Regions from separate parts of the Homo sapiens genome. Here regions 1, 3 and 4 are each linked to region 2. A link is a contact called in ENCODE Hi-C or POLR2A ChIA-PET data. All regions are on one chromosome and are shown on one strand. Each heading gives the region's core, a stretch centred on a gene start or an enhancer-like site at or near the end of the contact. The rest is flanking DNA. Distances are from core to core; before and after follow the strand shown.

The links. A loop is a pair of places that touch in the nucleus more often than their neighbours do. ChIA-PET counts read pairs that join two places held with the same protein, here RNA polymerase II (POLR2A). Pooled maps may share reads with other maps.
Region 1: a loop to region 2 is called in a pooled map, with 3 times the contacts of the local background. The contact joins the promoter of LGALSL here to the promoter of CEP68 in region 2. A Hi-C loop is called at or near these places in 4 of 50 pooled maps.
Region 3: a loop to region 2 is called in a pooled map, with 3 times the contacts of the local background. The contact joins the enhancer-like site here to the promoter of CEP68 in region 2. A Hi-C loop is called at or near these places in 4 of 37 single-sample maps with no recorded cell type and 3 of 50 pooled maps.
Region 4: a map with no recorded cell type shows a loop between it and region 2 (14-fold over the local background). The contact joins the enhancer-like site here to the promoter of CEP68 in region 2. A Hi-C loop is called at or near these places in 2 of 37 single-sample maps with no recorded cell type and 6 of 50 pooled maps. POLR2A ChIA-PET finds 5 or more read pairs at or near these places in 1 of 52 experiments (activated CD4-positive, alpha-beta T cell).

The regions. Positions count from the first base shown.
Region 1 is chr2:64,451,994-64,457,130 of GRCh38, forward strand. It overlaps LGALSL (galectin like), which reads left to right and starts at 2,169. Exons shown (of 5, transcript NM_014181.3): 1 at 2,169-2,588; 2 at 3,351-3,422; 3 at 3,596-3,684; 4 at 4,295-4,472. The coding sequence starts at 2,553. LGALSL-DT (LGALSL divergent transcript) reads right to left here and starts at 2,885. Exons shown (of 3, transcript XR_002959392.2): 1 at 2,532-2,885. RefSeq lists silencers at 1,926-2,345, 2,356-2,425, 2,516-2,815.
Region 2 is chr2:65,052,812-65,058,083 of GRCh38, forward strand. It overlaps CEP68 (centrosomal protein 68), which reads left to right and starts at 3,605. Exons shown (of 7, transcript NM_015147.3): 1 at 3,605-3,717. LINC02576 (long intergenic non-protein coding RNA 2576) reads left to right here. Exons shown (of 3, transcript NR_183398.1): 3 at 1-931. RefSeq lists an enhancer at 3,198-3,437 and silencers at 3,538-3,647, 3,728-4,067, 4,698-4,747, 4,758-4,837.
Region 3 is chr2:64,088,891-64,094,346 of GRCh38, forward strand. It overlaps PELI1 (pellino E3 ubiquitin protein ligase 1), which reads right to left. Exons shown (of 7, transcript NM_020651.4): 7 at 3,762-5,456. Among named protein-coding and RNA genes, the nearest start is that of PELI1, 53 kb to the right of the region's middle. Within about 2 kb of position 3,706, at least 3 of the 41 ENCODE cell types and tissues checked have a DNase peak (open chromatin) inside an H3K27ac peak, as active enhancers do.
Region 4 is chr2:65,602,737-65,608,075 of GRCh38, forward strand. No RefSeq gene overlaps it. Among named protein-coding and RNA genes, the nearest start is that of LINC03050, 3.0 kb to the left of the region's middle. RefSeq lists an enhancer at 3,491-3,970. Within about 2 kb of position 2,780, at least 4 of the 41 ENCODE cell types and tissues checked have a DNase peak (open chromatin) inside an H3K27ac peak, as active enhancers do.

The DNA.
Region 1 (5,137 bases), core at 919-3,418, 600 kb before region 2:
TAGCATCACCCTACCTCCTATCTCTCTCTCTACTGGCTTTTTAATTATTTTTATTATTATTGAGACAGGTTCTCACTCTGTCACCCAAGCTGCAGTAGAGTGGTGAGATCACAGCTCACTGCAGCCTTGACCTCCTGGCTTCAAGTGATCCTCCCACCTCAGCCTCCCAAGTAGCTGGGACTACAGGTGCACACCACCACACCCAGCTAATTTTTTTTTTTATTTTTGTAGAGACAGAGTCTCTCTGTGTTGCCCAGGCCTGTCTCAAACTCTTGGCCTCAAGTGATCCTCTTGCCTCAGCCTCCTATATTGCTGGGATTATAGGCATGAGCCACCGCACCTGGCCTTATTACTTTTTCCTAACACTTTTGTCACCCGACATATTTTGTTTATTGATTTCCTTTGCCCACTAGAATGTAAGCTCAGCAAAAAAGTAGCCTGCTGGATCCCCAGTGCCTGGTATACAGCAGGCACTCAGTATTTTGGTATAATAAGTGCTTACTATGTCCCCAATACTGTTTTAAGGAAGGTATTTACTTAATCTTCCCAATAACCTGAGATAGGCATTATTATCATCATTGTCATCTCTGAGTCACAGATGAAGAAACTAAGGCACAGAGAAGTTTAGTAATTTTTCCAAGATCACACAGCTAGTGAATAGTAGAGCCAGGATTTGAACGCGAGACACCGGCTCTTTAACCACCATCACATGTAGTGTCACCCTTATTGTGTCACTCAGTTAATGATAAAGAACTACTGCACTTTAATGCTTCTTCTCTATACCAGACTCTCAGAAATTGATACATACTAAAGTATGCTTTCAAATGTCAATCATTTCCTATAAGTGCCTAACATTTTAAAGTAATAAAGTGTGATTTTGAGCTAAGACTGGTAAACAAAGTGTGCTGCAGCCACAAGCGTACTGCGCTTTAGCCTCTATCTAGTTCAAGAACCACTTCCAGAGGATATGAGTGAGGCTTACAGGCGTGTGCAGGTAATTCTCCCTGCTCAACTGAGATTACCATCATTAGCTCTGGTCCATAAAGGGAAAACTAAGACACAAAAGCCACATTGATGTTCTAGGCCACACAGCCAATTGCAGTGACTAGAAGAAAGAAGCCTCCCCGGGCGGCGAAGGTTGCAGTGAGCTGAGATCGCGCCACTGCACTCCAGCCTGGGCCACAGAGGGAGACTCCGTCTCAATTTAAAAAAAAAAAAAAAAAAAAAAAAAGGAGCCTCTGAGGGGCCCTCTGGGACTGCAGTAGGTCACACATGCTCCCTGCTTATTAGCATAGAACGCCCCGGTGATTCATGCAATGGAATGTTTCAGCCAAGGATGTCACCTAATAGAGGATATGTTGATACAGCTTTATCTGAGAAGTTACATAATCGTCCTAGTGTGGAAATGCCATAAAGGAATTTCTGGCTTGAATAAAAGAGGTGTGTATCCCCTGGGAAGTACTCCACAAAGGGTATGAGGAGATTTTCAGTGAGAAGCTGACTACCCCAGACTGGGCAAGTGACTTGTTAAAAACAGGGCTCAATGGAGGCTCTCTGAGGACAGTGACTGCGCCCACTTTGATTTGGTAAGGCTTTGACTCCTGCTCGAGAGAGTCCAGGGACCCCTAGACCTGCCTGTCCTTCCACAGGGAAGAGCGACCTTTCTGTATCTAGCCTCCTGGGATAGAAAGGTCCCTACCTTGAGTCCTCTCTGCTTCGTTCTTTCAGGTCACACATTTATTTCTGCAAGCCTTCAGACCTTCCATTCTCTTTCTGCCCTAGAGAGCAGAATGAATCCTTCCCCCGATTTTGTTGGAATTCTCTGAAAGAAATCCTGCCAAGTCTCCCACTCTGGAATACCACCCCCAGCACCCAATCTTCCCTCGACCTCGCCTCCCATCGCCCCACCAGCGCCCAGGACGTGGCAGGAGGAAGGAGGCTGGAGGGAGGGGCGCGGGTGGCACGAGCACCTGTCACCTGACCGGCTCGGGCCCTCACTTCTCCAGCCCCGGCCCTGCCCACCCTCTGGCCGGTGAGAGCCGACAGGGCCCCCGCCCTCCCGGACCCGGACAGGCCCGTCCCTCCCGCCCCGGCCTCCGCCACCGTCCAATGGCCGAGGGGCAGGGCCCGCTGAGCAAGCCGCGGCAGCCCCGCCGGGTCCCCGCCCTGTTCCCGGTTCCCGAGCCGGGCCCCGGAGGCCTTTAAATGCTGCCCAGGGCCGACGCGGCACGGCCCTCGCCACTTTTCTTGGTCGGGCAGCGGCAGCGGCAGCGGCAGCAAGCAGCCCCGTCGGCCCGGGTCCGGGGCCGTTCTGGGCCGCGGCAAGCACCTTCGCCCTCCCAGCTCGCGCTGCCTCCCTCCCCTCCCCTCCTCCCAGGCTCTGCCTGCCAGGTCGGCGCCGGGCCCCGGGCGCGCGCGCGCGCGCCCCCTCGTGTGTGCGCGCGCCCGCCGCCAGCTCGGACCCGCGCCCCCGCCCCCGCCCCGCGCAGGACAGCCCCGGGATCCCCGCCCGCGCGCCGCGTCCCACGTACCCCGCCGCGCCGGGCAAGAAGATGGCGGGATCAGTGGCCGACAGCGATGCCGTGGTGGTGAGTGTGGCAGGGCGCGCGCGAGGCGCCCCTCCCCGCCGTCCCGCACTCCGCCGCCGCCTGCTCCAGCAGTGCTGGGGTGCTGAGCAGCCGCAGGCCCGGCCGGCGCCCGGCGCGTGGGAAGGCGCCCGGTACCTGTTAGCAGCCGCTGGCTGCGCGCGGCCGGTGTTAGGGGCTGGAGAGGCTCCCGGGCTGCGGGGCTCTGGGCTGGGGAGGGAGTTTGGGGAGGATGGCGGGTAGGGACGCCCGACAGCCCCCTCTGTGCCGTGCAACCGCCAGCCAGGTGTGCGCGTGGGTGAGTGTGTCCGGGGCGCGCGCCCCGCCACCGCCCCCGACGTACCGGGGATTCCCCCTTGGAAATGGGTCGGCGCCCGGGGCTCCCGAGAGAAGTTGAGCACGGCCGCTGCACTTCAGTCACGTCCCGAAGGACAGGCCTGGCCCACCGCGCTTCCAGAAGCGTTTACGGTTGGAGAGGGGCCTGCCCTCCTCCGGCGTGGGGCTCTGGCTCTTCGGTGGACCTCGACCTTGATTTTGATCTGGATCTGAAGGGTCTGCGGATCTTCAGAGGCTTAACTACCGGGTGGAAAGGATGGGTTTTGTTCGGGGGTGATGAGATTATCTAAGAGACGGTGAAGAGGCATCATCTGCAGACACTGTGTGCATGTGGAAGGCTGCTGGATTCCACCACATCTGTGTGGGTTCTTCCTCCAGCCCCCCAAAAAAGAGCCCATGGAAAGCCAATCTGTGTACTTCTATTTTTAGAAACTAGATGATGGCCATTTAAACAACTCTTTGAGCTCTCCAGTTCAAGCGGACGTGTACTTCCCACGACTGGTAAATGATTTTGCTCTGTGTCTCTGCCTGTACCTTCCTCCTTTCTCATTGCTTTTTAAAATTTTATTCATTTGTTTATTGCATTTTCCAGTGGGTCAGGCCTTCAGGGTCTGAGGTCTTGGCTTTTCCCTAACAGGCTGTAAAATTCATTTTTCTTCTCCCACCCTTTTCAGATAGTTCCATTTTGTGGGCACATTAAAGGTGGCATGAGACCAGGCAAGAAGGTGTTAGTGATGGGCATCGTAGACCTCAACCCAGAGAGGTAAGGCAGAGTCTTTGTCAGGACAGAACTATCAGGCTGTGGCTGAGCCCTGCCCACTTCTGTTGTGGTTTAGCACTCCTCTTCCTCTCCTTGTGGACAGTGTTGCTAGTTGCCAGTGCCAAGAAAGTACCATGTTCCCATGAAACGAATATGTATGAATCCCAGCCATCATTTCTCCAGACAGCTATTTATATCAGAGATTATAAATATAGGCCCACATTTTCTCTTTGACCCTTAGGGAGGCCAGAGGATTTTTTTTTTTTTTTTTAATGGTTTTGAAACATGGTGCCAGGAGCAAGAACTATCAAGATGAATAAGAACCCAACTTAACATTATTTCCCCTGGTCAATTTCTGTGGCTGTTTTTGAGAATTCCGAAGTGGAATTCTCTAATTTTAGTCATTTTCAACACCAAAGTTTTCACCAGAGCTTGCTTTAGGTAACAAAATAAGCTGGTTTGACTTACTTCTCCATAATCTAACCTCTCTTGAAGAGTAGTGGCCTCTTAAAAATGGACAAACCCAGAGGAGGAAGAAGAAATATAAGCACTTGGGTCATTTTGAAATGTTTTTATATCCAACCCTTAATCAGTGGGATGATTTTCTTTTCAGCTTTGCAATCAGCTTGACCTGTGGGGACTCAGAAGACCCTCCTGCCGATGTGGCAATCGAACTCAAAGCTGTGTTCACAGATCGGCAGCTACTCAGAAATTCTTGTATATCTGGGGAGAGGGGTGAAGAACAGTCAGCAATCCCTTACTTTCCATTCATTCCAGACCAGCCATTCAGGGTGAGTACCTCGAGTGCCTCGGCTCCAGCCACTGGCAGGCTGATAATGTTCGACTTACCTAGTGTGTGCCAAGAACACTTGAAGCAGCCAGAATTTCTGCATGTCCAGGAAATTTGTCACCCAATGGTGAAAAAAAAAGATCAAAAGAGCTCTGTTTGCTGATATAAATTAACACTTGCCATAGTATCTTCTTAGTTCTATTCAGGTCATACATTTAAATAGACCCATATTTACATGTCCAAATTGTTAAGAATAAGTAACTTTTCTATGTAGTACCCAACATATAGTAGATACCTACCCCCAAATATCTGATTGATTAATCAATACTAAGTACCCACTTATTAAATATTAATATTAATAAGGTTGAGAGCTAATAAGTAGCTCTTTTATTTGTATGACATTTTAAAGAATATGATGATGATCATTTCATTTTCTCTTGTTCCCTTTGCTAATGAGGCCATGTTCGTGTCCTTGTTTCCCCCTCTGGATTAATTAGCCTCAGTCTATTTCATGGTTACAGGCTGTGTGGCTGACAAATTCCTTCCCTTGGGGCTGGATGAATAAAGATTTGCTCCCCACTATCTTCTGGGCAGGAAGCACAATCCAAACTTTTCATCCAATCAAGCAGCATTAGCAGCCCCTTCCTCTATGAAAGGCAATGCCAA
Region 2 (5,272 bases), core at 2,355-4,854:
ACTAAGTTTCAGACTTCAGGGCAATAGGAATGATGTCAGACTTCAATTACATTCCCCATGAAGAACCAGACAGCTAGAGTGTCGCTATGTACTTTTAAAAGATGACTGAGGATGGAGACAAGTGAGTTGGCAGACAGTGGCAACCTCTGGAAGACAGAATCTTCTCTGCTGGTTCCCAGGCTGCTGCTCCGAAAGTCCCAAAACACGCACCTGGCCTCTCCTGCATTCCCACTGGCTGCACCTTGCTCCTGCCCAGAATGAAATCTGGCTCCTGGCCACCAAGCAAGAAGCCACCAGCTGACCAAAATTTTTAATTAAAAAAAAAAAATTAGTTCAAGTGCCCACTGGGAGACAAAACTCTGAACCAATGACCAATAGTTTCTTCCACAGCAGAATATCATTGCTGGTAACAATGGGTGTGGTATTTCTCAAATCATACCTAATGATTCTTCTCAAAATTTATACTTTGCTTTTCCTCAAACCAGCTGGTTTAGATATTTTAGTACAATGCTTTCACCAGAACCTACAACAATGGTTCCTATTAACTGAGAACTGAAATTGATGTGGTCTCCTCATGCCACAGGTCACATGTTGTTTGGTGACTGATTTTGACTCTCAGGAGGAAGTGGGGTTGCTGTTACACCACGGAGGCAAGAGGAGCAGTAATAGAACACAGGAGATCTCCTGAGGCACCTCATCACTCTCATGCCAGGGCACAAGTTGATGGCAATGTACTGTACCACCTACAGACAAACTACAGACAACCTACCTACAGGCAACCTCCTCAAGAACAAAAGCTTGCTTAACCCAACCAGGCAAAGAATCCTGGCCAGCTGAGGGGTTGCGTGAAGGAAAGAGGGACCTGGAATGGTTAGCGGAGAAGGAAAATTGTAAATGACAATAAAGCTTCATTACCAGTTACAAAAATGAAGATCGTAACCTCTAACAGTATTTCCCTTCTTGCTGTATTATATATAAATGGAGTTTTTAGCTATTGTCCTTTTCTTTCATTTCCTTTCTTTTCACAATTGTATCTAAAGTCTATCAGTGATGCTTAACTTTACAATTTAGTCTACACATTACAACGATGGGATGGGATGATGATGAAACTGAAAGGAAGAATGGAACATCACCTACAGAAGTTAGACTTGGGCCAAATACAGTAAATGAGGAGATTTTGAGATGCCCTGCTTTGGGGAAGGGATAAGTAAATTTTGTTATAGGAGAGATGCTCGCATTTTGTTGGATGGCAGCATTTTCATTTACCTTTGAAAGCACTTCTGTGAATGTTGGGCAGCCTAAGAGACGGACTATAGTGAAGCAACTTTTGGCAACCCAGCGTCTCATTCTTCTTATTTGAGGGGAGGCCCCCACACACTGAGTCTTGGTATGAGGCTAGGCCTCCCAGACTAGAAGCCACAGTAGAAACCAGAACTCTCTTTGCCTATTGGCAATCAGAACACAGGCACATAACCTAGACTAGGCCAAGTAAATGGTCCTTCCCAAAACTTGAATCTTAAGTGAGAAGAGTTGAAAAATAATTCATGTCACCACCAAAGGAGCTGGTACGCACCCTAATCAGAGTACCAAAGCAGGATGGCTTAGCTGGTTCCTAACATTTCCAGGCCTGGTTCTCCAGCATTGCTGCTGCAAGGAGTATAACTACAGACAGCTCTAGGCCTACTTTTCCCGCGCTCAGAAACACCAAAAGAAAGAGCCTCTTTCTCCCAGCCTCATTCTCTAAAATCCCCGACAAGGGCTCAGATCATCTCAGGTTTGGTCATGTGCGCATCCCTGGGGAAATCTGAAAACAAGAGGAGGGAGACTACAGCTGGTCAGGCCTGGGTTCCACACCTCCCCTTCTCCACACCCATCCTGCCTTGGGAGACCGGAGAAGTGCGGTGCTAAAGAACCATCTGACCCAGCGGACTGCAGACAATTCCCAAAGGAAAGTTTTCCCGTCAGGCAAAAACAAAAGCTGCTCACAACACAAAATTACAGAACATCAGAACCAAAAGGAACCTTGGGACTCCTTCATCCTATCCCCTCTCTTTATAGATGAGGAAACCATACAGGATATGTACGCCTGTTTGGACTTTGTACAGTTCTCTGTCCAGCAGGGGTGACTTGGCTGTGGGATTAGGTGACTCCACTGGAGGTCTTCTGTGTATAGAAAAGATCAAGGGTCACAAACACAAATGCCTTCAGGTAGGCAGCAAATGTGTGAAGGCTGGCTGTTACTTAATGGACCAGTGGTGGTGGTGGGATTCAAATTCTTATTAAAAAACAAAAGCAAACAAACAAAGAAAAGCTATGCGATGCCCAAATAAAACCATCTGTGGGCTAGCTGCTGCTGTTGTCCAAAGTTTGTGGCCCCTGGGTTAGACAAAACCTCTGAGCTGTCCTGACAGGTCTGGGAAAACCAAACAAGTCCTTGTCTCCTAAACTACCTGGGACTCAAGAGCTCTGTAGGAAAAAATTTGTACCCTGCACCCAGCTGGGGTTGACATTTACAGACGCCTGTTTTATGAACTGGGGAGATATTCAGTTGAAGCCAGATTGCTGAAAGTGCTGCTGAGAGAAAATCATCAGAAGGGAGGGCCTCTTCCCCACGCCACCCTGGTGGTAGTTCCTCTATGCCTCCGGATTCTGCTAAGCAGTAAAAGCTAAAGGGCAGTGTCATTAAGCTCCTAGGGGATGGGATGCAGTGGCTCACACCTGTAATTCCAGCACTTTGGGAGGCCGAGGCGGGAGGATCGTCTGAGTCCAGGAGTTCAAGCCCAGCCTGGGCAACACAGCAAGACCCCATCTTTGCAAAATAGATAGATAGATAGAGATGTATGAAAGTTACTAGGTCCCATGCTGGCAGGGGAGAGAGTGAGCACCCTGGCCTCCCACAAGCTGCCTCCCACTTCCCTCCGACTCCATCACCGATTTCCCATCAGAGCAGGCTGCTCAGAGTGGCTAAGTAGCTACCAGTTCATTTTCCACACCCTTCCCATTCTCCACGAGCCAGAGCTCCACCTCCCCCCAGAAGCTGTCTTCAACCACCCGGCCTGGGGAGCTCCCCTCAGCACTGGCTCCCCGCCCCGCCTCGCAGCACCTGTTCGGGCCTCGGTCGCGCCGCCGGGTCTTGCAGACGCGAATGTAAACAGAAACACAGTGAAAGGCGTTCGGAGAGCCTCGTGACTGCGGCACGGCGGCGAGCCGGGAACATCAGTGCGTCCAGAGCAAAATGAACGAATGTACGCATGACTCCTGGAGCGACCTTCACGAGGGAAAGCGCGCCCCCCGGCACCCACCCCTAAGCGCCCCAAAATGACCAGCCTTTACACAACCCAGCTCGCAGGCGAAGCTGAGGTCGGAGCTCCAAAAGCGAGGGAGGACAGCCGCTGAAGAAGTCCCGGCTTCCCATAGGCCAGGACGAAGTAGGGGGCGGGCTCATCTTGCAGGAGCGTCCACGTATTGGTGGAGCCGCGGACTTAGAGCTGCGATTCGCTGCGCGAAATTGCCGAAAGCCCTCCCGCGGAGGGAGAAGGGGCGGGAAGAAGGGCGTGGTCAGCGCGGCCGAAGGGCGTGGTTGGCGCTCGGTCCTGCCCTGCGCGTTTTGGGCTGCGGTTGGAGGGCCGCAGTTGCAGTCAGGGTCCGCCAGCTCGGGGCCAGCGCATGGGGCTGCTGAGACCGCTCCGGACGTGCGAAGCGTTCGCGGTGCGGTAGGTAGGCAGTGTCCCGCGTGCGGGTGCTGGTGTCGGGGGTGCCGCGGCGCTGGGGGCGGTGGCCCGGGCTAGATCCGCGCGCGCGCCCGGCCCCCTCCCCCGCGTCTCTTCGGTGCCTGCGGGGCCCTTGCGGTGCGGGCCGTCTGGCCTCGCGTCCCCGCCGGCAAGGGCACAAAGGCTCCCTGGGGGGCGGGGGCGCCTCGTGCCTTCGCCTCCATCTTGCGAGCGGAACGGCGTGTGCTGTGGCGGCCGAGGGGTCGGGGCCGAGGCGGGCGGCTGGGCTTGGGAATGCCCGGGCGCGGCGAGGGAGTGCGCGAGTCCGCGCATCTGGCGGCCGAGCAGCTGCGCCGCTGGTCGGCCTGGGCCCCGGGGGAGGTCACTTTCCCTCAGGCCTCTCCCGGGCGTGGGCTGTTTACCCAGCTCCCCAGTCGGGGCTAATGCAGCTCGGGCCTTTCCCCCTGGAAAGATGGAGACCAGTGATGTCTTCTTATCGCCGCGCCCAGATGCGGAGAGAAAAAATCAAGATGTCTCATTTTTTTTGCCTCGGAGGGCTACCCTTTCTAACTGTCATCACTAGAACAGTTCTCAGCAGCCTGGGGACGAATGTCCAAAACCTGTTCCAGGCCCTTGATGATTAGTAGGTTGGGTTTAGTGTATTGTTTGTAACAAAAATGAGCGGAAGCCTGCCAGGGCAGATTGGACCTCACTGGGAATTCATCAGGACCACGAAGGGAGGTAGCGTTTGTAAATAATCTAACAGTTCTCAGATCTAGGGTATGAAGAGTGTTGTGTTAAAGTGTGTAACAAAGGTTGTTGGGTCAGTTTGCCTTGGGTTTAGTTGAAAGATCTAGAAGTCACCACTTTTTACTTTGTTCCCTCCATTCCCCTTTCCCACCCTCTGTTGAGTCAATTCTGGCCCACTTAGAAAACAACAACAACAAAAAACCCAAGGAATTCAGTTTAACCTCTTTTGCGCAAAGCTTTTTAAAGCACTTCCCCACCCTGCGACTGATAACTCCTCCCTTTTTTGGGCTACCTTCTGCAGCCTCTGTTTTTACTCATCACACTGTATTGTGGTTTCCCCAGCCCCTAGCACAATGCTTGGAACATAAAAGGCACTCAATGATGGAAGGAAGCCAAAAGGAAACAAAATCAGCGTGGTAGTCTAAAGGTGACACAACAGAAACATTTATTTAACTTCTTGAGCGAGTTATTCTTACAGGTTAGGAAGGCAGCTAAGCTCAGGCTCTCTAAGTCAAACAGGCTTTAGCTCTGCCATGTTACTAACTCTGATTAATTTTTTTTTTAATGGTGATGGGGGTCTTGCCATGTTGTCCAGGCTGGTCTTGAACTCCTGGGCTCAAGCAATCCTCCTGCCTCTGCCTCCCAGAGTGCTGGGATTACAGGCGTGTCATTAAGTTATTTAACTTCTCCGTGCCTTGGTTTCCTCATCCTTAAAAATGGGAATAATAGTAGTACCTGTGTGGTGAGTTATTAGGATTAAATAAGATATTGATGTATAGTGCCTAATATAGTTCCTGGCACAAAGAAAATGA
Region 3 (5,456 bases), core at 2,456-4,955, 960 kb before region 2:
CTAACACAATGCATGGACATGGTATTTTATGGCGATTATTAGGAAAACTCGATCTTTTTTTTTTTTTTTTTTTTTTTTTTTTGAGACGGAGTCTTGCTCTGTCGCCCAGGCTGGAGTGCAGTGGCGTGATCTCGGCTCACTGCAAGCTCCGCCTCCCGGGTTCACGCCATTCTCCTGCCTCAGCCTCCCAAGTAGCTGGGACTACAGGCGCCCGCCACTACGCCCGGCTAACTTTGTGTATTTTTCGTAGAGACGGGGTTTCACCGTGGTCTTGATCTCCTGACCTCGTGATCCGCCTGCCTCGGCCTCCCAAAGTGCTGGGATTACAGGCGTGAGCCACCGCGCCCGGCCTGGAAAACTCGATCTTATTACTTTTTTTTGTTGATAATTATCAAATACAGGCCTATTTCCTTCAGGGAAACTGGACATTAAAATCTGAACTTATAGGTTTAAGAATTCTGTTTTCCATAAGCACTCAAATATTTTTTCAAAAACTTTAAAAGCAAAGCACAACTTGTGCTCTGCCACTGCCAAAAAGGATTTGAAGCAGCAAAATATTAAGATTCAGGAAAACTGAAGACTCTTTTTTGTTTTTTTTTTTAAAGGCAAGAGCCAAGGAAAAAGGTGTATATGGCGAGGAGGAAGAAAAACTTTATCAGAATGCTTTCGCTAAATGAAGCGATTATAGTTGAAAACAAAACTTCATTTCCTTAGAGGGAAGCCAAAGCAAAGAGAGAACCATGAGACGTGTCCCAACTCTCTATTTCAATGAAAGGAAATTCACCATTCATCAGGAGGGATACTTTTTTGTTTGTTTCTAAGCTAGCGTGGGGTATACAGAGAACACTGATCATAATGGTTGAGAACTTTGATAGTAGTTATAAGTGGAGTTGTCCTTCCTTTGGCAAATGTCGTCTGACAGGTGCCTCAGTCTAACACTCAGGACGGAGTTCCTGATTCCTCCACCAGTGAGCCTCATCCCCTAAACAGTTCTTCCTATAATCTCTACTTCAACAAATGGCAGTTCCATCCTTCCAGTTGCTGAGGCTGATTGAGTGGAGTCATCCTTGATCCCTCTTCTTTCAAACCCTGTAGCTGATCTGCTAGCAAATGCTGTCAGGTCTGCCTTTAAAACACATTCAGAATCTGATCACTTTTCAAACCACCTCCACTGCCACCACCTTATCCAAACCATGATTTATCTCCAGGATTACTGCAATGTTCTCCCTGATCCCACCTTCAGTGTATTCAGATCCTATTAAATATGTCACATCAAGTCACTCACCTGCTCAAAACCCTCCAATGTCCCAATCTCATTCAGAATTAAAGCCATAAATCCCAGGGGGCTCTCCATAATCTATTGTCATCCCCATCTGTCACTTAAATTCTGTCGTTTTACTTCTTTGACCTTACCTGCTACTCTTCCTTGATTCATACCACTTGGCATCACACGCCTCTTTGCTATTGTAGAAATATCCCAGACATGCTTCTATTTCAGGGCCCTTGCAAGGGCCTTGTAGAGCTCTCTGCCTAAATGCCCCTCTAAGTGGCCACTCCCTTCTCTCTTCAGCTCTTTTAGAGCTTTATTCAAATACCACCTTCCCAGTGGGGCTTTCCCTAGCCTTCCTGTTTGATATTGCAAACACTTCTCCTCCTGCCCCAGCATATGACATTTTGCATCTGCATCTCCTCTTTCTACTTTATTTGCCCCCTCAGCACAGTTCACTATCATATTGTATATATACATATATTTACTTTTTCTTGCTTATTTCTATCTTGTACACTAGAATACAAACACGATGAAGGCAGGGATTTTTTTTTTCCTGCTATATCACCCGGTTTAGGACAGGGCTTGGCACACAGTGGGTATACAAAAATCTGTTTTAAGAAAGCAGAGGCCGGGCGTGGTGGCTCACGCTTGTAAATCCAGCACTTTAGGAGGCCGAGGTGGGTGGATCACTTGGGTCCAGGAGTTCGAGACCAGCCTAGCCAACATGGCAAAACCCCGTCTCTACTAAAAATACAAAAATTAGCCAGGTGTGGTGGCCGGCACCTGTAATCCTAGCTACTTGGGGAGGCTGAGGCAGGGAGAATTGCTTGAAGCCGGGAGGCAGAGGTTGCAGTGAGCCGAGATCACACCACTACCCTCCAGCCTGGGCGACAGAATGAAACTCCGTCTCAAAAAAAAAAAAAAAAAAAAAAGTAGATAAAATTTGAGGATAAAACATTAAAGAATACTTATATAAGAGTAATTCTGAAAGTGGGGGTGACAGACAGAATAACAGAGTTCAGTGATGCAGAGTTTTGCTGTTCTGATTTGCTATAGGGCAGTGCTTAGAGAAAACAGAGAAGGGAATGGAACATAGGTTTATTAACCAGTGGTCTCTAAAGTGTGGTAGCACAGCAGGGTGTGGTGGCTCAACACCTGTAATCCAAGCACTTTGGGAGGCTGAGGCAGGAGGATTGCTTAAGAGCAGGAGTTTGAGACCAGCCTGGGAAATCTAGTCAGACGGCGTCTCTACTGAAAATGAAAAAAATTAGCCAGGAATGGTGGTGTGTATCTGTAGTCCCAGCTACTCAGGAGGTAGAGGTGGAAGAATTGCTTGAGCCTGGGAGGTTGAGGCTGTGGTGAGCTGTGATTGCACCACTGCAGTCCAGCCTCGGCAACAGAGCAAGACCCTGTCTTAAACAAAAAAAGAAGTGGTAGCACAAGATGATCCATTGCAACGAAGGGCCAAAGTGTTAGAGTTATGTTGAGCTTATAACCTTAGAGACATAATAAGTGGACTTTCACCAGTGCCCTCAGTCTGGGTCAGACGGGAAGAGTGAAGTGGGACACTCAAATGTTAGAAGTAATTAATCCTAGCACTTTGGGAGGCCAAAGTGGGCGGATCACAAGGTCAGGAGATCGAGAGCATCCTGACCAACATGGTGAAACCCTGTCTCTACTAAAAATACAAAAACTAGCTGGGCATGGTGGCGGGCGCTTGTTATCCCAGCTACTTGGGAGGCTGAGGCAGGAGAATGGCGTGAACCCGGAAGGTGGAGCTTGCAGTGAGCCGAGATCACGCCACTGCACTCCAGCCTGGCGACAGAGTGAGACTCCGTCTCAAAAAAAAAAAAAAAAAGAAGAAGTAATTACATACTTACATTATTATTTATTCCTACCCTGCTTTACATGTACTAGAAGACTTTTACATGAGGGAAGTAAGCAAAGAAGGTTGCAAGAGGATAACCTAGTAAAAGAACTCTGATGTCTGAATGGCTTCCCTTCATGTCTTGCTTCATTACCCTAACATTTTAGATAAAGGGAAATTTAATTCCTTGAACAAATTAAGTAGCATTTAAATATAAAGATTACTTTGATAAAAGAGTTAAGCCATAAAGATTATCTTTCTTGAGAATGCATTTAGAAGACCTAAATACAACTTTTTCTCCTCCTTGGCCAGAATACTGACATTCCCTTAATACAACTAAGTAAAAGTGTTCTATTAGGCCATGACAAAATAACAGTTCTGCTTGAACAGCAAACACCCAACTGATCATTTAAATTGCCTGAATTTTTAAAACTTGAATTTGATAGAAAATGAGCCAGGTTTTTCCCTGTTAGAAGAGATTGTTTTTACCTGTTAGAAGAAAATGCAGGCAACTTTGGGAAGGACGTGCAACTTTTATGGTTACGAAGCCACTATTTAAATAGTCTAACATGCAACTTACAGGTGCCAACTCCCTAGCAAGGCTTAACTTAGAAAAGGCCTCAATTATTCAACCACTAACAAAGTTCCTTTATTAGTAAGAGATGCTTTTAAAAAAGAACCAGATACTTTAAAGTGTTACATTAAATGCAAACTCTTCATCTATTTCAAATGAGTATTTTTGGAGTGTGGAATAGAGTTGTTCACAGTTTTCACTTCTGGTTTCTCATTCTCGATTATGCAAAAATGAACTCACAGAGACGAATTCAATTATGTATTTTGAAAAGTATTTACTTAGTTTAAATAAATTAATTGCAAATAAAAATTAAGCTACAATATATAGCCTGAATAAAAATGACTAGAACAAATACAACACAGGACTTGCTTTCTTGCATTAGTCACAAAGCATGTGACAATCTAGAAAACTTCAAAATCAATTACATTTCTTTGAAAAAGGGGTAACAGCAGTTACTGATACATCACAACTAATAAACTTATAATACAAGTTTCCTGACATGCATTTCCTGAGTGAACCCAAATGATCATTTTTTAAAACAAGGAAGTTTCGACAGTTGAAGTAAAATAAAATAATTCATGGCTTCTAAGCAACAAGTTTTGTTTTTTAAAAACCAAAAGAAAATTCAGAACAGTTTTGTAATAGGATAAATTAAAGGTATGCTACCACATATAAAACTTTGCTACAGTCAGTTAAGTATTATACAACTTTTCAAACTAAAGGAAAACAAATCAAAATATTAAAAGAAGATACTGTCTAATCTAAAAGTGTACTGGTTTCTACAAGTGTCAAAAAAAGATTTGATGTAGTGCAACTGTCTATACTTGTGGTGCCTTTGAAAAAAGGGTGGGAAGGAGGGGAGAGAAGAAACTTTTCTTGCTTCTGGAAGCAAAAGACATATTGGAATTAGAGAATAAACAGACCATGCAGTGCGTCACTCCACGCTGCAGTCATTGGTGCTCATCTGCCAACCAAACATTTCCTTAAGTCTCACTGTGGCAATCTCCTTAGGATTCAAACCCAGAGTTAAGGCTGGTCTGCTAAAAACGGGGGCACTATTGTCATTCAACCCTTTAGATCTCTAGATTTCCTAATGCCCGAATAAGGCCAAATACAGAATAATTAATTAAGCATTTCTTTTTCCAAAAGCAAATCAAGTCACTCTCCTTTCTTGCTAATTTATACTTTTTCTTATGGCAATGATTTTTTTCTAGAAACAGTGAACAGATGAACCACAGTTTATATCCAAAAAATAAACTTGCCAAATGCTGCTGATACTAAAAACAGATTAGTTATCATGGGAGAAAAATAGATAATCTAGATTAAATTGCATATCCAAAGGAGCATATAAAATGTTTCTTAGCATTAAGTTTTTGTTATAGTACTACGCTCGAGAGAAACATTAAGAAAAAATCTTTCCTGATTATCTTCAATGTTGTTAAAAACAAACACCTTTCACGCGGGTAATTAGTATGAATTTGGTCTTACAAATTACAAAGTATTCTAATTTACCAAATTCCATATTTAGATTGGGGTGGGGAGAGAGGCTCTCTCGTCCTTCTTCCTAACTTTGCAAATCCTTGAGCTAGGTTGCTCACTAAGCTACCATTCACACCAAGGGTGTGACACCATCGTTACCATGCTACTCTATCAAGAACATTCTAAGGTATTTTCTATAATAAAGATAAATAGAAAAAAGTTAATATACATGTCGCTGTATTTTACAATGTTTGCAACAAACTGTA
Region 4 (5,339 bases), core at 1,530-4,029, 550 kb after region 2:
GCTTAATGGAGTCTACTGTCATTAAAATCCAATTTGATTCATTTGGAGAGTGAAATATCACAATTGCAACTGCACCATAATGGCTTTTTGGAAGATGGAATTTGTATAAACTGGGTTAATCCCTTGATCACCAATTCAAATAAAAATAGATAAAACATGAGGAGGTTGGCAGGGGTGAAGGACTGGGAATAGCAACGGTGTTGCCAGAAGGTGTCTTTCCTGCCAAGGGGAATTGGCATAGGGAACCGTCTCTGAGCCCAAGTTCTGGAAGCCACAACCTGATGGAGACAGAAGACAGATTGCCTAGGTCCAGCTGGGGAGTGGAGCCCTGCTGGCCCAGCCAGATCACAAGTGAATTGCCCCTCTGACCTACACATGTGCTCTGTGTGTCGAAATTTGCATTTCTTTCCATTTAGAATTTTGCTTTCTATTAGCCCACAAGAAGTTTAATGGCTGTCATGAACAAGTTTTGTTGTGTTTTCCTTTGGAAATGTAGCTGTTAGGAAATCATTCAATGAGTTCTGGGTTTATACCTAGAAATGGTCCCCTGGAAGTCTGGAAGAGTTAGATGCTACCACAAGGTTCTACCAGACGTGCAGGGCATAACTTGTACACGCAGGCTGGGTCAGCCGTATTGAGTGGATTGCAGGAGGAAACCTTAACTATGAGGCTGCTACCTTGGACTTGAAATACTTTGACAATCAACAATTAGTGAGAATTGGGATAAGATTTGTTTCTCCTTGGCAAATTCTTCTAACATTCTACAAGCAAAATGGGATTTCAAAGGCAAGAATTGCTCAGTGATGACAAACTTTTAATTACCTCACATACAAAAGATTGGCATGGTATTTATGATTTTTAATATAGTCATTAAAAAAGACTCCACAAGAATCTCTACTAAGCTGTGCTTGATTTGCCTGTACATTGGGTAGGATGCCTTTGAATGCAAGTTACAGAAAGCACAGGTCAGAATGGTTTAGGCCATTCTGGATAATTTGTTATCTTGCATAGGGTAAGTTGCAGGTTGGTTCCAAAATCAACATCCCAAGATATACAAGTGTCTCCCATTCTTTCCATTTTGCCCTTCTCAATGAGCTTTGTGCTTTCTCCTTGTGCCAAGATAGCAGCCAGATTTCTGACATCAAAATAGATATGACCTTGTCCAGCAGAAGAAAATTCTCCCTGTGTGTTGCTTTTTATTATTATGGAAAGATTTCTCAGAAACCCCTTCATTGACCTTCTGTCACATCTCATTGGCCAGCACTGGATCACAATCGCTTCCTAAATCAGTCAGTAGGGAGGTGAATGGGCTCACACTGACTACTTAGAGCTATAGATGAATCAACTCCTGGGTCAAGTGGGCAAGAGGTGGATCCCTGACCAAAATCTCACACACATGTACATACGTGCATGCCTATCCAATAATAGCCAACTGCTGAAGTGTGTGTACTCCACAGGCAGATGCTGATGCCAAGTTTGGGGTGCAAAATGTTATTAGGGTTCAATTCCTTTGAAGGGAAGGGAGAGAAAGCGGGGTTGGGTAGTGGAAGGAGTTGAACTGCAAGGTAGGCCTGAAAAAGTCTGGGCCATTTCTTGGCTTTGGAGGGTTCCGGGGCAAGTATTGCCTGCTTGTATCCTGCATTGGGTCGAAATGACCAGGACTTTATACCTAGGAGATGACTCATCAGATGTGGGCTGCTGGGAGAGGCAGCTCTCTGCAGCTGAGGCAGATTTGGAAGGCTACATTCCCCATAGCTGGGCAGAAGGTCCTGCCCTGCTGGGGGATCAGGGTGGTATACCCCCATGTATGTCATGCCAACCGTGTCTGTCACAGCCCAGTGTGCATAACTACATGAGTGTGAAAAATATATAACTGCATTTATTTAAAAGGATTTTATAGTCTCTTCTGGCCACTAGTCCAAACTCTCTCTTTCTCTATTCCCAGCCTCAATTTTTCCAGAGCAGCAGGGTTTTACTATATTATGTTTATGTATGGATTGTAGGTGGTTAGAGCTCAATCAGCTCTTGAAACTCACCTGTTCAATACGAGCATTAGTTAAGGAAGCCAGGGTCCATATGAGTTCTGGACCTCAACTTGAAATCTTTCATGTAGTAGGCATTCAATGAATACTTGTTAAATTGAATTAATCAAGGACACAGACTCAGGATTAGAACCTTGCTCTCCCAGCTTCTAGTCCAGTGTTCTGTGAACCTTGCTGTCTCTCTCTCTCTCTCTCTCTCTCTGTGTGTGTGTGTGTGTGTGTGTGTGAGAGAGAGAGAGAGAGAGAGAGAGAGAGAGAGAGGGACAGACAGACAAAGACAGAGAGTAAACTTTGGAATATCAAATAATTCTAGTAGTTTTGGTCCAGTGGTCTGGGATTTTACATTATCATGCATACTAGTAGGAAAACTCAGACAAATCAGAATTATTTCACTGGATAAACTAGAGGCAGATGTATCTGGCATTCACAATGGTTTTATTTTATGGGCTACATTGAGGGAACCACCTCAAACTTGGGTGGGGCAGTAGCTACTCAGCCCAGCCAAATATTGCCATGGGGCAATGCAGGCCCAAGATAGCCTGTATCCTCTGCTTCCTCAAGAGAAGCTGGAAATCTGAATTTTTAGGTGATATCTACAAAATTTTTAATGTTGTCTCAAAAATTTAAAATTGTCACGTTGGCCAACTCAAACATGCTAGTTTGAAAACTCTAATCCAGTGGCTCTCAACCAGGGGCAGTTTTGTTCCCCCGGAGACATTTGGTAATGTCTGGAGATATTTTTGGCTGTCACCAGGGGAGCCGGAATGCTACTGGCATCTAGAGGCCAGGGATGCTGGTAAACTCCCTACAATGCACGGGGCATTCCTCAACCAAAATGTCAATTGTGATGAGGCTGAGAAACCTTACTTTAGTCATATGTTAAAGTCAAAAACAGAAACTGCCTCTTTTTCACTGGGACCTCCTCTGTGAAAAGTGGCAGTTGGGGCCTGCCCCAAAACAGGAAAACTCAATTTCAGAGCTTCAAAAATCAACACTTTTAAAAATGGTTGCTGAGTTACAAATGGCCAAAAAGCATATGAAAAGATGCTCAACATCACTAACTACCAGAGAAATGCAAATCAAGACCACAACTGAGGCATTACCCAACCATTACAGTGGCTACTATAAACAACAACAATAACAGACAGTAAGTGTTGAAAGGGATGTGGAGAAGTTGGAACCCTGGGAATTGTTGGAGGATGTAGAATGGTGCCACTGCTATGGGAAACAGTATCATTGTTCCTCAAAAAAATTGAAACTAGGACTACCTTATGATCCAGAATCTCACTTCTGGGCCTATATCCAAAAGAATTAAAAGCAGGGTCTTGAAAAGGTATTTGCACACTCATGTTCATAGCAGGGTTATTTGCAAGAGCCAAGAGGTAGAAGCAACCTACATATTCATCAGTGGATGAATGGATAAACAAAATGTGGCATTTACATACAATGGAATATTATTCAGCCTTAAAAGGGAGAGGAATTCTGACACTTGGTGCAGCGTGGATGAACCTTGAAGACATTATGCTCTGTGAAACAAGCCAGACACAAAAGGAAAAACATTGTATAATTCTACTCACATGAGATATCTAAATTAGTCAAATCGTAGATAATAGGAAGTAGAAGGGTGGTTGCCAAGAGCTGGGGGAAGGGGCAAAAGAGAGTTATTTATAGTTATAGAGTTTCAGTTCTGCAAGATGAGAAAGTTCTGGAGATGTATCTCACAGCAATGTGAATATATTTAGTACTACTGAACTGTACACTTAAAAATGGTTAAGATGGTACACTTTATGTTATGTGGTTTTATTTTTACCACAATTAAAAAAATAGGTTACTGAGCTGAAAAATAGTTCACCAACAAATTCTAATCTCATTGTATGAGTTATGCCAAGGTATTTTGAAAAACAAACACAAAAACAGAAAGTGTCATTTGTAGAGAACCAAATCACAGTTTTCCGTGCATTTGAGGAGAGAAATAGCTAAACCACCAGAACTGTGACTGAGTGATAGGTGACTAAAATGATAAGCATTGCATCAGGGCTTCAATCCTCCTACACCCCTAGGGCTCAGTGTCCTTATGTGATCAGATCACTAAGGACTCACCAAGGTTCACAGCTGGTGGGATAAGAGCTGGTGAGGTGGGGCCAGGCATGGTGGCTCACACCTGTGATCCCAGCACTTTTGGGAGGCTGAGGTGGGTGGATCACCTGAGGTTGGGAGTTTGAGACCAGCCTGACCAACATGGAGAAACTCTGTCTCTACTCAAAATACAAAATTAGTCGGGTGTGGTGGTGCATGCCTGTAATCCCAGCTACTCGGGAGGCTGAGGCAGGAGAATCACTTGAATCTGGGAGACAGAGGTTGTGGTGAGCAGAGATGGCGCCACTGCACTCCAGCCTGGGCCACAAGAGCGAAATTCTGTCAAAAAAAAAAAAAAAAAAAAAGAGCTGGTGGGGTGGGTTCCCTCCTATGGTAAGGGAAACCATCACTGCTGAAAATTTTTCCCTGTTCTACCAATTATGACACTATGCTCTGAGGCTTCCAGAAGTTGCCTTTTGATATAAAAACTGAGATTTTAGAATTCCAAAATTTATCTCTCAAAAAAGTCTCTGCTATGTGTCTACAGTACACATTCTGAAATCAATTGCATTTTTCATCCTGGACTATGTAGGCAGGCCTGCTTAGAAGGCAATGGTCTGTTGCCCAAAGTGAGGGGAGAGGGAAGGGGATGAGGAGGGTGGAGGGGAGAGGAGGATCTGATGCCATCCTGATGCTCACACTGCTTCTTGCACTCCATTGCAGGCTTCTCGCAGGCAGGCTCTATGTCTTCATCTTACACACCAGGGCTAGGCTGGCACAATAGCAGCTACTAAAAAAGTGTTTGAATCAAGGAATGAGTAAACACGGGGGTGACTTGACCTCTTTGTGTCTTCCTACCTTTAAAATAGGGTTAGCAATTCCTGGGGGTGACCTCAGGCAACTCTGCGAGCCAAGCCAGGTTTCCTCCATTCCCCGTGTCTTCCCTGGTGGTGGACCATTTCCCTTCCCTACTAAACACTGCCGTCTGAAAAGCCTTCCTGCCGGCTTTGCCCCACATTACACACTGGTTGATGGGTTCTCTTTCCAGAGGGTATTTGTTTCTTGAGCCTCATCTGTCGTGTGAAGTGGAAGGGTAGTTTTTTGTTAAGAGGATTTTCAGGTGCAGTTTGTTGGGAGAGGTTCTCTGGGGCAGTCGGTCCCTTCCTGGGCCCCTGGGTCTGCTGGGTACATAATCTGCTCTGCTTACATTGAAGGCTGGCC